Regions from separate parts of the Homo sapiens genome. Here region 2 is linked to region 1. The links are chromatin loops, found by intact Hi-C in ENCODE. Cell type or tissue: chondrocyte. All regions are shown on one strand. Each heading gives the region's core, and the rest is flanking DNA. Links, peaks and the distances in the headings are about the cores only.

Region 1 (7,797 bases), core at 1,839-4,338:
GAACATAACAAAGCACTGCTTGACAGAGACTCAAGTGACTTGGGATTAAATTATAGATATTCTATTAACCACGTGTATAATTTTGAGTCTCTCAGAATCTATACTTCATTGTCAATAAATAGAGATAATATTCTATATGATGCATTAATCAAATTGATATGAAGATATAAAAGTGTTTCATCAAGTACTTCACACAAAGTGTTGATTTTCCTACCTGGCACCCGGCCTGAAGGAACTTCTGATCCTAGCAGCTTTTGCTTTAAATTCTATGTAAAACTGTAAACTACAAAGCAGTGTGAATTCCTGTTAATTTCAGACAAGAATTAGAGAGCTGACTGTAAAACCATTGAAATTGCTGCCTGGTTCTTCAGGACTTCTCCAGGACCTCATAAAACCTGGGCCATAACTGGTCCTCAAAACCTGAGCCATAACTTGTCCTCAAAATACACCCACCAAATGAATGAATATTGCTGTCACTGCAGGAGAACCAGACTATGAAGTCAGAAACATGGGCTCTGGTCCCAGCTCTACTCCTCACTGACACTAGTAAGTAAATTCAGTTTCTTGTGGACTTGGTTCTTTATCTTTAAAAAGAGCATGTTAAAACCCTGACTTCATAAAGTTGTTATGTAGAGCAAATAAAACTCCACATGGAAGTGCATTGTAAACTATAAAGAGATGTGTATGTACAAGAAGACGAACAGAATTGACTTGTATTCCTAAAGGAATGCATAGGCATACAAGTGCTGTGCTTGAGGCTCTCAGAAGATCCCCATGCAAAAGTCTATAATTCAAGGTCTAGTGGTTTATTCCATTTTTACAAATGACCATTCATCATCTTGACCTGACACTTAGCGAATGAACCATAATATCCTCCAATCCACTGCTTAGCATATTCTTGGCAGAAAGAACATTAGAGACCAATGGATCCTCTACTTTCTTTTCCCCAGTACACACCATTGTACTGATGAGGAGCCTGACCCCCAGAGGGCAGGGACTGTGTCTTCCCCTTTCTTCAGCACTTAGCACAGTGCCTCGCCTATTACATTTTCATTAACTCTTCAATAAGTGAATAAATAAACAAATTAAATGACTTGTTGAAGCTACCCTCAGTGCCTAGCACAGGGCCTGACCTACTATGTTTAGTTGTTGTTGTTGTTTTTAATGAAATGAATAAATGGATAAATGCTCATCCAGCAAGTTGGTAGCAGTGATGGGACTCAGACCCCTTCCTTGGCAATCTGTATCCCAACATATCACAAGCTGGTATTCATCCTGGCTTGCATTTGCTGCTAATTGACTTAGGTTTGTGCATTTGTTTCTACATATGTACCTCTAACTCTGTAGAAGAAACAAGAGAGTTTGTCACTATGTCTCTGGGAATATATAGCTTAGGGTTTGTCACCCAGTAGGTAATCAATAAATATGTCTTAATTATATGAACCTGGGCAAATTAAAGAAGCTATCTGGAGTGTGACTTCTGAGGAAGAGACCTGGTAGGAAGTATTTGTGTGGTCTCATAATGTATTTATTTACAAGACTAATGTTTGTCTAAGCTCCAGAAGATTTCTGGCTTCATTTTGGTAACTGTGTGCATTTGTGTTATTTTCCATCCTTCTGGGGAAAATAGCCCATCCTTCTGGGGTCCAGCTGGGCTACAAAGTAATAAACAGACATAAAAATTGGCTGACTCCATGACAAGAAGTGGGAGCAACCCAAACCCTTTAAGAAATTCTTCTCTCAGTAGTGAATGCACCAGCATCCAGCTAGTTCAAGCAGGGTTCAAGTAAGCACTCTAACTTTGTGAAAACTATTTATGACCAGCACAATAAAACCTCTCTACCCACTCAGTTGCTGGGCATTTGAGACATAGTTGTTTTTCTTTCAGTCTGTTCTTTGACAGCAATCAACAACATTGAGTTACTTTGACAATTTTGACAACTAATTCAGGGTATGAGCAAGCCTCTCCTTTTGTTTACTTAGTATATCCCTTTGCAATTTAAGAATTCTACGGTGTCTGATACAAATCAATGGTCTTACTTCCTTCTGAATGGCTGAACCAAGTTTAAAACTACTGTCTAAAATATCTTACTGGATATTCTGAAGAGACCAAATCAGTTTCAAAGGTTCATCATGTCTCTTTGCTCATGACATTTACTTCACAATCCCATAAACTCCAAAAAAATTACTATAGTATGCATTTGACAGATGACTCATTTGCCAATCTGTTTATTTCATGTATATTGAATTGATAAACTTGTCCCAAAAGATAGATTAAGAGGTAAAAGCCATGGTCTGTGTCCTAAAGGATACCATGTCCAGGCATGAAAAATGAAGCATGAGTATCAATTTCTGTGGCACCAGAGAGTGCTCACTGACACAGACAAGAGACACACAGTGCCCCAGAAACTCAGAGAGAAGAATGGCCACTTCTGGAGGTGGACAAGAGGAGGGAGATGGAATTTAGAAGGCTTCATGGGACAGGTAATCCTTGCACTGGGCCAGAACTGTGTATGCAATACTAATCTGTTATTAGTGAGGGAAAGAGGTGGGAGCCTAACCCACCCAGGTGAAAAGCATGGTTTTTACCAGCTCACTGTGCCCTCTTACTCTACTGAAGTCCTATGGTCCTAAGCATGTACCCTCTTGGGGCTATTCTTGAAAAAATAACAGTAACCAAATTTGCTGTGTGCCAGATATCATTTGAAGTGCTTAACATTTGCTAGCTCCTCACCACAAAGGTAAATGAAGTAGGTTGTCTCCATTTTTGTACGTGTGGAAAACATACTTGAGTTTAAATACAAGTGTTGGGCACTTGACCAACATCAAGAGCTAGTCAGTAGAGCAGCTGGGCTCCAATTCAGTTCTCTCCTACTCCTTAACCTACCTTCCTTAAACCCCGTGCTAACTACCTTCTTGGTCAGATGGTTTAATTGCTCCGTGGGGGAAAATGAGGGTTGGTAGAATCATCTAGGGAGATATCCCTTTGGAACTTACTCCCCCAGGGCTCCATAATTGTGCTTGTATGAAACAGAACTCCCAGTGCCTACCATCTGAGCTCATGATCAAAGGAGATTGCAGAAACTCACAAATGTCAAGTGCCCATTTATCCCAGATTGTACTGTGGTGCTTTAATCTACTCAGTCTGTTTACCCTCACAAGAAGCCTGTGGACAATGGATTATTTTCTTCATGTTGTAGATGAGAAATCTGTCTTGTAAAGTTTCAGAAGTTGCTTGATTTCCCACAGCCAGTCTCTACCAAGGCAGCATTTACAAGTAGGATATTTACCTCCAAAACCCATCTTATTTTAACTTTCTCCCTCTGTAGATTGCACAGTACCCTGTAGCATATGGCTTAATGATCACAGTGAAAAAGGAAAATTAAAAAAAAATAGAAAGGATAAGGAAAAGAAGATATAAAAGGAGAAAGAGGAGGAGGAGGGAAAGGATAATTAAAAAAAAGTAGTCAGAATGTACTTACATGCAAGCTACTTACATGCTTTAAAGGAGCCACAGTATTAAGTAATATTCACTAAGGTAGGACATTGACATAAATATTCAGGGGACATTTTCCGACCTGGATTTTGAATAAAAGAAAGACCAGAACGTAAGAGGGAGTAGGGTTTTAGTGCTCTGAGATGCCAGATTGGACACAGGAGGAAAATCTGCAAGACTAGCCTAGTGTAGCAATGGTGTTGGTTTTTACATAGCAATTTGCTGAAACATCTTCCACAGGATTACATGGCTCTCTTAACTTGAAAGTCCCTTTTATTTGTTTATTAAATTAACTGATAGACAAAAGGTTCAGTCTTTCACTATCAGCCTACGGAATTTATTAGTCAAATAACGATTGCCCTCACCTCAAGTTATGTTTTCATTGTATTTGTTCCATGTCTTCTGAGCTCTGGCTTCCTTGGAATGAGGCTTGCATTCTCGGCAAGATCCGTTAAATCTCTCTACTTTGCTGATAGCAAGCAGCCCAGAAACAAAACAAAAGCATTGAATCTATATTTCCCTGCCCCCTTTCTTTCTTCCTTTTCCTCTCTTCTCTAACCCCTCCCCTAGAGAACACCAGAGAAATAAAAAGTCGTAATTAAGAAAAGGACTAAGAATAAATTCCATGCATTTAACCCAAGTTCCATCTCTGAACCCAGGAGGATTGGTGCATAGCTGTGGTTGTGCTAGAGGAAGCGTGCTGGGAACTCATGCTGTGCTTTCAACACAAATACAGCTCATAAGGAATAGTTTATCACTTAAACCATCTCTTTAATTCTGCAGAGTAGAGGGAAGACCTCAAAAAAGGCTCAGATACAACCACCACGGCCACCAGGGTCTTTCACTTCTGGAATCCCTCTGGCATAAATAGCTCAGAGCAATTCACAAACATTTATTGACGAAACCCCATGACCCCTCCCCCAAGTGAATACTTTAATATCCCATTCTGCAGAGGGCAAAATGGTAACATGGAGAAGTTCAAGGCGCTTGGCTGCCTGCCATGCAGAGAAAACGAAGTCGTGGCTGGATTCTGAAAGAAAAGCATCGCCAGGTGCACAGTGGATTATTCAAGAAATGTGGTGAAAAGAGCACAGGGCTGTAAGTCAGACCTGGGCTCTCATCCCTGTGCTGTCGCTCACTTGCTGGGGAACAGTGGCCAAGTTACCTCCCTGCTCTGGCCTCAGTCTTCCCACATGTGTAATGGAAGGTTGAACTAGAAGACCTTAAAGCCCCTTCTACCTGTAAAAATGATGGAGTTATAAGTCCACCAAGCCAGAGGACTAGACAGGCTTTCATATCATGGCAAATCCTAAACCTTGCAACCCTCTTTTTGTTGGAGGGACTCCTCTATGCCTCTCCAAATTCAGCCTCTTAAAGCCTGGTTCTACTTCTCCTCTTCCAGGTGGTGTTCCCTGATTTGTTGCTGCCTATAAGAATTCTGTGGCCTTCAGAACACCTGATTGCTTACTTTTTCACATGGGAGGAGCTCAAACAGTATTACTAAATTAGAAGATTCTGTGTGGTTTAATCCTTAATTCAAATACCCTCATCTAACCAGTGGGACCTGGAGGGCAGAATTAGAAAAGTGTTTGTTAAACCTTAAATATCTTAATAGATCTTCAACCTTCAATATCTATTAATAGGTGCTTTTTTCCTAAATCCATCTGGATTTTAAAATCCTGATGATACATGCCCAGAGAGGTGGTTCTTAATGTGGAGGTCCAATTTAATGCACTGTAATTTAATTTAGCAATTAATTATTGATCATGTACTCTTTGCCAAAAACTAGAGTAGACTCTGGAGTTACAAAGATTTCTAAGATTCAGTTCTTTTCCCAAAGGCTATTCAGCTCCCTGAGAGAAGCAGGTAAGGAGAAAGGCAGCTGTAATACATTGAGATTATTTCAATAGCAGAAGCATCTACAAGACAAACAGGAGGTATGAGGCAAATAAAGAATAAAAAGGCCAATTACAGCTCAGATTTCGTTGAATTTGCTTTGCCTTAGACCCTAAAATAGTAAAGTTGTGACATGAAGATTTCAACTTTGATAAGATTTCATAAGACAAAGTTGGAAGATCCCAAGATTATTGTGTATGTATGTTGGGGGTCAGAGGGAAGAGGGGATGCTGCATGAGTGAAAAACTTAAACTAGATGTTCTTTTAAAGGAAATGCAGTTGGCATGAACACAGTTTCTAAACTAATGTATACCAAGGTATAGATTCACTGCAATTAAAAGTAGGTCATTTGAGACAATCCCATGGCGTCACATATAGGAATATTTCTTGTCCTTCCTGGCTTGATTTCCTTAAATGGAAAAGGGGTGGTTAGATGAGATAATCACAATAATCCCTTCCAGCTTTGGTGTTCTGTAGCTACATGGAACACAGACAGTGTCTTCTCTGTTGCCTCCCACAACATTTATTGCTGGGTTGGGCACTAGAATGGAAGACAGGAGGGAGGAAACAAGAAAAGTGGGGAGAGAGGGTTGTTTTCTCCCTCCAGGGACTCTGAATTTTGAAGTAAGGTGAAATTCAGAGGTATTCAGAAAAGAAGTAGCAGGATATGAGTTGTCATTATAAGTGTATTCCTTAGATGTAATAAAGGTTTTTATCTTGTGTAGTGACATTAGCCAGATACTTGTAATCAGAAAGCTTGGGTTCAAGTTCTGGCACTGTAATTAAATAGTTTGTAGATCCTTAGGAATCTACTTACTCCCTTGAGCCTTAATTTCTCCTCTGTAAAATGGAGTAAATAACACTGACTGTTAATTTAGATATATTAAATATTTGAGAGAGACATGCTTTGTAAACCACAAAAGGCTATATAGAGGTTGGTTATTATTGTTGTTATAAAGGGGTGTGATACTTTTCCAAAATGATGATTTTATAGACATTTGTGACAGGCAATAAGAGAAAGAAGTGGAAATCAGAGAGTAATCAGATCTACTAGAATACCCTGTTCTATCCTCACATGAGCTGTGAGCCGAGTCTGTATTCTGCGTCTCCTTTCACAGAGCAGTAAGCAGAAGCTATGGAGAGCTGGTGGGCTCTCACAAGCCCATTGAGCTATACACTCAGAGAAAAAGCCGCTAATAATTTCCATCTCACCCTGGAGCAGATACACACACAGTGTTGAGATTGCTCATGGCCATAGAAGAGCCTCAGCTGGTAAATTTATAGAAGGCTGGTCTGCATTTTTAAGCAAGATAACTAAGCCTCCAGAGTTCACCCTGAATTTAAAAAAAAAAATCTTTACAAGTATATGATTCTTACAAGCTGAGATTTATGTAGAGATTTTGGTTTGTTGATGTATAAAGTAAATTTTTAATTCACCGGGTAGATGCCAAAGCAAACCAAAGTTAGTATATCAGCACCATCTAGTGGGTGATTTCAGTCAATGCACACACTAGAGGAGAAAACGGTAGGCAAAGAAAGTGTGTACCCCCCAAAGCTTTGGGAAGGCTGCGGAGGAAATAGCACTTATCAGAGAGAACCTTAGGCTGGTCATGGGGGCCCACACCTGTAATTTCAGGGCTATGGAAGGCTAGTGCAGGAGGATAGCTCGAGGCCATGAATTTGATACCAGCCTGGGCAACATGGCAAGACTCCAGTCTCTACAAAAAATAAAAAATTAGCCATGTATGGTGGCATGTACCTGCATTGTAGCAGCTATTCTAGAGGCTAAGGCAAGAGGACCATTAGAGCCCAGGAATTCAAGGCTGTAGTGAGCTGTGATTGCGATACTTCACATTAGCTAAGGTGACAGAGTGAGACCCTATCTCAAAAACAAACAAACAAACAAAGGAAAGCAAAGGAAACCTTAGCCAGGAGCTCTAGTAGTCAGCATGGGTCAACAGGTCTTCTACTTCAGTTAAGGCATGATGAAACAATTAGACCACAGAAACAGTCCAGACACTGTCTAGTTTTAAATCTCTCAGTTTCTTGGCCTGTGAAATGGGGATAATAATTCCTGCTTTAGAGGGTTGATGATGAGATTATATTATAGTATTAATCAGGATGAATTTAGAAAAGTACCTTATGTGGAAAATAATAATCCTTGGTAGCTACTGACTTGATGCCTATCATCTGTCTCCTTTGGATATCAAGCAGCCATTAATACTTTAGGTTTCCAAATAAGAAACTGAGGTTGAATATGGGTCAGTGACAAGTCCAAGGTCACACAGCCAGTAGATGGCAGAGCTGGAATTAGACCACCAGTGTGATATGCCCCAAAGCACTAGTTGACTCCACTGTACCAGGTATTAGATGCACAAAGTTTGCTCTTTTTCTTCACCCTTCAT
Region 2 (7,797 bases), core at 2,820-5,319, 190 kb before region 1:
GAGTTGAGACAGCACAATATTAAGGTGAATCTGACATGCTTTCTGCACTCCAAGGACTTGCTTTCTGCTGAGGAAAAAAAATTGATCCAAATAAATATAAAAAATACTAGAAAGTAGAGGATGGAAAGGAGGTGAAGATGGAAAAATTACTTATTGTGTACCATGTTCACTATTTGGGTAATGGGTACGTTAGGTGCCCAGTTCACATCAACATGCAATATCACCTGTGTAACAATCATATGCATGTTCTGTTTAGTTTCAGAATCTAAAATTAAATTGTTTAATTTTAAAAATAAAAAGTGATTCTTAATAATTATAACAACATTTATTAAACACTTGCTATGTTTTGGGCATTGTTCTAAGTGCTCCTCATGTTTTGTCTATAGAATCTCAGAAAAAAAACTTCAGTGAGGTAGATCATATTATTATCCTGTATATATAACAGAGAAAGAAACTGAGGCACAGAGATGGCAAATAATTTTTTTAAAAATTATCTTGTTACGTGGCAGAACCAATCCAAAATTCCAACTCAGGGTGTCAGACTCTAGAACTCAGGCCTCAAGCATTATGCTTGATCACTTCTTCCATGCCTTGAAAGATGGTCAAATAAAGCAGTGTGGCTATTCTGATGTGGGAAAAAGAGATAACAGAGAGCTAAGGAAAATGGCAGCCTTCTACAGAAACTTCATTTGTACCTGCAATGAGTAAACACAACTCACTTTCTCCACCTGCACTTTTTACACAAGCACAAAAGAGTGAGCTGAGGTGAACCATGTCATTAGGGGCCTAAACTCCAATTGTCCTTCTCTCTGGCCTGGAGCCAGATCCCCTGCTTTAGGCCGTGTCATTTTCCTCTGAGGTATGCACAAAGTAGAGGTTATTCGTGTCACATCTGTTCCTGCTTTTTGGGTCCATTGGAAAAAAAAAAATCACTGACTTTATTTTCCAAGGGAGCCCCTTTTAAGAAAGACCGGATACAGGGTGGCCAGGAGGGAAACCTGTGTACGTCCTTAAAAGCAAACCTTTCAGCATTAGCATTCATAAAGCATATTTTGGCATATGTGCTCAGACTCTAATGTCTCCCCACCGACCCCTGTTCGGGTTTAGAATTTCAGAAACGTCACAATGCTACATTCCTTCTCTGCAAAGAAAATCGAACCTGTATGTCTATATTACACACCCATATGCAAAATCTTCACAGATAGGATGGGCTTTTCTCTGGCTTTTCCTGAGAACAGCCTCCAACTTTAAAATAGCCTTGCATTTTTTGAATTCTGGTTTTTTAATGAAGAGGCTTTCTCCTGCTAAGAGCCTTTGTTTGAAATGAGTAGTGTTTTCAGTAAGCATTATTTCTAAGATTCTTCCATACCGTCTAATATATTCACTCTCTTAAAATACTCATGGTGTACAGCTGGATGTGGTTATAGGCAAATTCTATATCTACAAATAAATTAATATATGAAAGTAAATTGAAATTTGTAAACAATTTTTAGGGCAATGTGTACAACTCCTTGAAATGGGACATTCTGGATATATTTTCCTTTTCTCTTATGGTAAATTAGTGGTAATTTGATTATTAGATAGACATATAACAATTGCCTAGCCATGTAAGCAACATCCTTTACTTCAAGCAGCTAAGGAACCATTTAGCTGCTAAGCTATGGAGTGGAGAATTGGTTAGAGGAAAAGACCCTGAAAGAAGAGATCAAAGAAAAGATGAGGACACAAAACATTCCTCACATTAATCACCAAATTAATTAGAAGTGGAGAGAGATCTTCCTTTCAGTCCTTTTTGACTATCCTACTTAAGACAGGCTCTTGGCTCTGAATTTATTATGGAGGATGTAACATTCCTATCCCATTTACCTGCATAGCTAATTCTCCTTTTATGCACTCATGTCTTGCCTCCCTAAACATACACTAGAAACTCTTTGTGGACAGGAAATATGCTTTGCAATTATACATGTTCTCCTGTTTAGCCCATTACTTTCTACTCAATAAGCATTGATTACACTATTACAGGTAATGCGCGCGCTCTCTCTCTCTCTCTCTCAGTCTCACTCTTCTTATCTTACCCTTTGAACAATCTGCTCTGGCCACCCTTGATGACTTGATATGCCGGATACCTCCAAGTTCTCCAACTCCATTTATTTGTTGAGACAGATCCATTTGTTAGACATATAATACCCGAGTTTCTATTTCCAATTGTGTGACCATTCTTATAGGACTCAGGGAAAAACATTAGCTAATCTCAACCTCAACTTTCTTATCTATAAAATGTAATTATTAAATGGAATGTATACAAAAAGCTTGGAATGGTGCCTGACATGTACTAAGCATTTAATAAATATAATTTTCTTTACCTTTCCCTACTTTTCTACCTCCTTTTGCCTGTCCCATGACAGCTATCTCATTGGCCTTTGTCTTTTGGCATCTCTCATCCTTTCTTCTTACAAGGAAAATAAAATAAATTAATACAAAGCAATTGTAATTTCATTTTTAAAAAGACATGCTTGGTTGGAAAAGAATGATGTGCTGTGGTATTGTACCACCTGACTTTGACAGTAGACTAAAATACAAAGCCATGTCTTCATTTACTTGGCCAGTCCTTAGACATGTTTATGTCCTGCAGCAATTCACTGGAAAACAAATTGATCTTCATGAAATGGGAAACTGTTTACTTAAAGAAGAGGACAATTGGAAAGAGGGTTATGGAGTACCATTCGTTATGTATTCCTCAGTCAGAGTAACCCTGAAGAGTGTCTGTATGAGTGTGCTTACTAAATGCTCATTTACTGAATACCTTCAAGACTTCAAACCAGGCAGTAGGTGCTGCAGGTGACTTTAAGGTAAAAGACAGCATCTTTGATCTGAAGGGGTCAAACAGGAAAGACAGACATGCTAAAGCTGCATGGCAATGTAGTGGGATAAGGGTTTTCTGCTGGGAATACAGGAAGCTCTGGAAATGCAGGGAAGAAAACAAGAGACAGAGGAGGTTCCTAGAGGGAGTGATGAGAATATAAATGGAGGAAGCGAAAGCATGTGCAGCATTAGCACTGGATGAATCCTTAGAGGTTTTCTGGCCCAGTCCCTGCTAAGCCAGGTAGCTAAAGGCTAGAAAAATATCCAAGCTCACATTCTTTGCAATTTACATATGAGTCTATTGGATATGGACAGATGTTGCAGGCTCTGTTCTCTAGGTTCAGACGCTGAAATGAAGTTCAGCATACAAGATGTTTATTAGGGATCAATACCTCTGAAAGGAAGAGGGAGGGTACAGGATTGATACTGGGAGAAGTCAAAGGCCATGCAGGCCTGACAAGGTTCAGCCAGTCCAGCAGAGAGCTTGTCAGAGTGCCCTGCATTAGGAGAAATAACAGATTTTATACCCTGCTCCACCCAGGCTCTGGATGCAGACTGTCCCAGGGAGGATGTGAGCTCAATGAGGCAGTTTTCTGTGGCCAACGTAGACCCTGAAGTTGCTGACAGTTGGAGGCCATCTGTTGACTGTATTCTCCATACCTGGGAACATTCCCTTCCTTAAAAGGGTATCTAGGCAGCATATCTTTGTGTCTACCAGAACAGAACTGGATTCAACTAATATTTACTGAAAACTTACTATGTGCTAGACACTGTGCCAAGAAATTTTATAAATTTTATCTTGTTTGATCTTTCTAGCATGAAGAACGTGTCATTATGCTACCCATTAGTTCACAGGTTCATAGGCCAGTTTCCTCATGGCATGAAATGTCAACAGCAAAACCACTTTTCACATGCAAATTCTGAACAGTCTGAGAGCATTTACCAGCATCACCTATAGCTGACATCAGCAACAGGCATTGCAACCCCCACTTGTCTCAAGAGGGAGCTAAAAGAGAATCAGCCTATGCTTTAATTTAAGAAGAACTGTCAAATCTGAGTCCAAAGGGCCAATGTCTGGGTCAAGTCCACTTCTTTATCTGAGTGGTTTTCAGTGATTACTGAGCCAACAGACCATTTATATCATGGAAGCATGAGATGCAAACATCTTTCCAAGTTTGGGAAAAGATCCCTGAAATTGACAACTCTAACGTCTTCATAGAAATCAGGAATCTTGGCTATAATGTTCTGGGCAAGTGAATATTTGAAAAAGTGAATATTTGAATATTTCTAATGACTGGACACTCATAGCCTCACAATGTTGCCCCTCCTGATTGAATTTCTGCCATTCTCTAGAGTCACAAAGAATGAAACCAATTTCTCTTCTCTGTCTCTCTGTTTTTTTTTTGTTGTTGTTAATGAGAGCCACCTTTGTGCAAACTTCTCTTCTTTCCCCTGAATTGCTAACCCTGGTTCTGGCACTTACTCTGACCTTTCTTCGATCACCCAATCTGTGTAAGGTTTTCTCCCTCATTCACATGGTGGATATAATAATATCCACCTAATAAGATTGTGAGGCTTAAAACATGCCATTTACATGGTAAACACTCAATAAACAGTAGCCATTAGGATCAATGACATCAGTGTTCCTTTTATACTCATGGCAATCCCGATGATCAATGAATTGGAGAGCACAGTACATTTCTTCATATGAACATGATACTTCCATTACAAAGATCATCAATATACATAAGTTACTTTTGCTTATGGCTTTTTTCTCCCAAATGGAATGTGCCTTGCATCTAGCTATGATGCTCTAGTCTTTGTGTGCATCTGAATGTTTATGGGGTACACGAATCTCTTATATTCTATTCCTCGTTATTTGGCATCTTTAAATATATTGGATATTTTGCATTCACTATGAGACTTGGAGTGACAGTCTCATCCAGAAATCATACACGTTTGTGGGTCATAGTCAGTCCTTGAATTCAGTTTTCCAAGTAGTGCAGTTTCTTACATGACAGAGGTACTTCACAGTGTATGGGTTATGGCCTGCTTGAAAATCTGATAGGTTATGTCCCTGGAGGGAGGGAGATTTCAAATACACACACACACACACACACACACACACACATACACACACACACACAATTTTCTTTAATTACAGGAGTAATTAACTGAGAACTCCTTACTTAAAAATACTGTGGTTAGTAGTCTTAGTAATTCATGAATCAGGGTGGGAGGGATCCATTTTTGTGATCTGTCTTCTGGGCAGAGACAGTAGAATAGAAAGAAAAAAGACTAAATGGGTAGTGGATTCATCATAAGGGAGTTAGTGAAACTTGTAAGTAATTTCACATCTCTTCCATATTAGGAGAGGCTAATATTCTTAGAATAACGAATGAAATCATGGGTGCTCAGAACAGAGCACCTAATTTTAAAGCTAATGCATGTTCTATTAGCTGCATATGTCAGAACACTCTGATTCATAACTCCACGAGGCCCAGAGCTATCTGTCCCAAGGGAGGGCAGAAATAGAAAAGACAAAAAACACACACACAATGTTTTGTTATGTCTTTGGCCAGTCCTAGACACATGGAAAAGTTTGTTTGCTTCATTTGACTTGCAGTCTTTTAGCCAGCCCATTATCTACACACAAACCTGCTATTATAACATGAATCCAGAGCATCATTTTTTCCTCTTTTAATAACTAATATATGAACTTCTCAATTTTATTTATTTATTTATCTATTTATTTTTAGAGGTAGATAGTCACCATACTGGGCCACTGTAAGCTCTGTTTGGAAAGTCTGGTTGGACTCACATGTAAACCTAGAGCTTCTGTAAAATCTTTTCTTTTTTTTTTTTCTTTGAGACAGAGTCTCGCTCTGTCACCTAGGCTGGAGTGCAGTGGTGTGATCTCAGCTCACTGCAAACTCCACCTCCCGGGTTCAAGTGATTCTCCTGCCTCAGCCTCCCAAGTAGCTGGTACTACAGGCACATGCCACCAGGCCTGGATAATTTTTTGTATTTTTAGTAGAGACGGGGTTTCACCATGTTAGCCAGGAAGGTCTTGATCTCCTGACCTCGTGATCCATCCACCTCAGCCTCCCAAAGTGCTGGGATACAGGTGTGAGCCACTGCGCCTGACCAAAATATTTTTTAATGTTTTTTGTCATGATTTCTTTTTATTATTTTACTTTAAGTTCCAGTATATGTGTGCAGAATGTGTGGGTTTGTTACATAGGCATACATGTGCCACGGTGGTTTGCTGTACCTATCAACCCGTCATCTAGGTTTTAAGCCCAGCAAGCATTAGGTATTTGTCTTAATGCTCTCCCTCCCCTTGCCCCCCACCCCCTGACAGGCCCTGGTGTGTGTTGTTCCCCTCCCTGTGTCCATGTGGAGAACCACTCAATTTTAATTGTCACTTTATCTTCCTGTGTCCAGATTTCCTTACTTTGTTTATATCCTCCACACAAGTATTTCCCATACTTAGGTATTCAGACATAGGGTTGCACTTGATGCATTAAATCACCTGCAGAATTGGCTAAAAGTACTGATTCCTGGGTCACATTAAAAGCCCAGGATGAATATAGTCTGACATTGAGCATAGGCGTCAGCCATTATATGTAGATGTTCATTTATTCAGTGGCTCAGTTATGTTTGGGAATTTTCTCTAAGATATTAGCAGTGGGACCTCTACAATTCTCTACCAAGAATATACTGTGTTAGTTCCATGGTGCCTCTTTGACACCATGAATACCTTAACACAATCATCTAGCTTTTCCTGAGCTTTCACTAGAAATTCTATCACAGCAGTATTTTTTAACTTTATTTTAAGCTCAGGGGTACGAGTGCAGGTTTGTTACATAGGTAAACTTGTGTCATGAGGGTTTGTTGTACAGATTATTCCTCATCCAGATACTAAGCTTAGTACCCATTAGTTATTTTTCCTGATCCTCTCCCTCCTCCCAGCCTCTACCCTCCAAAAGGTCCCAGTGTGTGTTGTTCCTCTCTATGTGTCCATGTGTTCTCATCGTTTAGATCCCACTAGTAAGTGAGAACACGCAGTATTCTGTTCCTGTGTGATTTTACTAAGAATAATGAACAACAATATTTTTAATCTCTTAAATATTTTGCTGAGAATTTACGAGGTTCTGAAGAAGAGTAGGTTCTGAGGAAGAGTAATATAGTATAGCAACAGTATTTCACTTGAAATACACCCACTGAATGTGTCTTCTACTGCAGGTACCTCCTCCTTATCTTGAGCACCATCTGGGTTACTCCTAACACTTGATGCTGACACTTCTTCCAAACAGTTTGAATTTTTATGCTGGCCTTCCTCTCACCTTAATTATGCAAGATAGACTCTTTCTTCTCTGTAATGCTTGGCCAGGAACCCGGGATATAACTTCCAGTATAAAGTGCATTTAAAAAAAAAAATAAGCAAACATACTCTTTGCATCAGTCATAACTCTAGGAGCTCTCTTACCTGAAAAAATCCCAATCCATTCTTCAAGTATCAGTTAAAATGCTGCTTATTCCATGAAGTTACCCCAAAAGCAATATGTTCTCCTCTGAACTTTTTCATTTTATCGACACCTTACTTATCACAACAAGCCTATCTTACCTCATAGTAATGGGCTCACAGTTCCACATGGCTGGGGAAGCTTCACAATTATAGTGGAAGGGAAAGGAAGAGCAAAGGCACTTCTTACACGGTGGCAGGCAAGAGAGTGTGTGCAGAGGAACTGCCCTTTATAAAACCATCAGATCTCATGAGACTTATTCACTACCATAAGAAGAGCACAGAAAAAACCCTGCCCCTGTGATTCAATTACCTCCCACTGGGTCCCTCCCATGACATGTGGGGATTATGGGAGCTACAATTCAATATGAGATTTGGGTGGGGACACAGCCAAACCATATCATTCT

What was found. Peaks named below come from ENCODE experiments on the same cell type or tissue, not always from the same donor. Only the 100,000 strongest peaks of a DNase experiment are listed, where the experiment ranks them.
Region 2: a loop joins it to region 1, with 3 times the contacts of the local background. A loop is called at or near these places in 2 of 110 quality-filtered maps.

The regions. Positions count from the first base shown.
Region 1 is chr9:115,592,810-115,600,606 of GRCh38, reverse strand. LOC105376235 (a long non-coding RNA gene) reads right to left here and starts at 3,924. Exons shown (of 7, transcript XR_930270.3): 1 at 3,862-3,924; 2 at 3,498-3,578. In chondrocyte, for the core only: no CTCF peak of the experiment used is centred there; no DNase peak of the experiment used is centred there.
Region 2 is chr9:115,784,050-115,791,846 of GRCh38, reverse strand. The region is part of intron 2 of LOC105376234 (a long non-coding RNA gene); the gene reads right to left. Among named protein-coding and RNA genes, the nearest start is that of LINC00474, 140 kb to the left of the region's middle. In chondrocyte, for the core only: no CTCF peak of the experiment used is centred there; no DNase peak of the experiment used is centred there.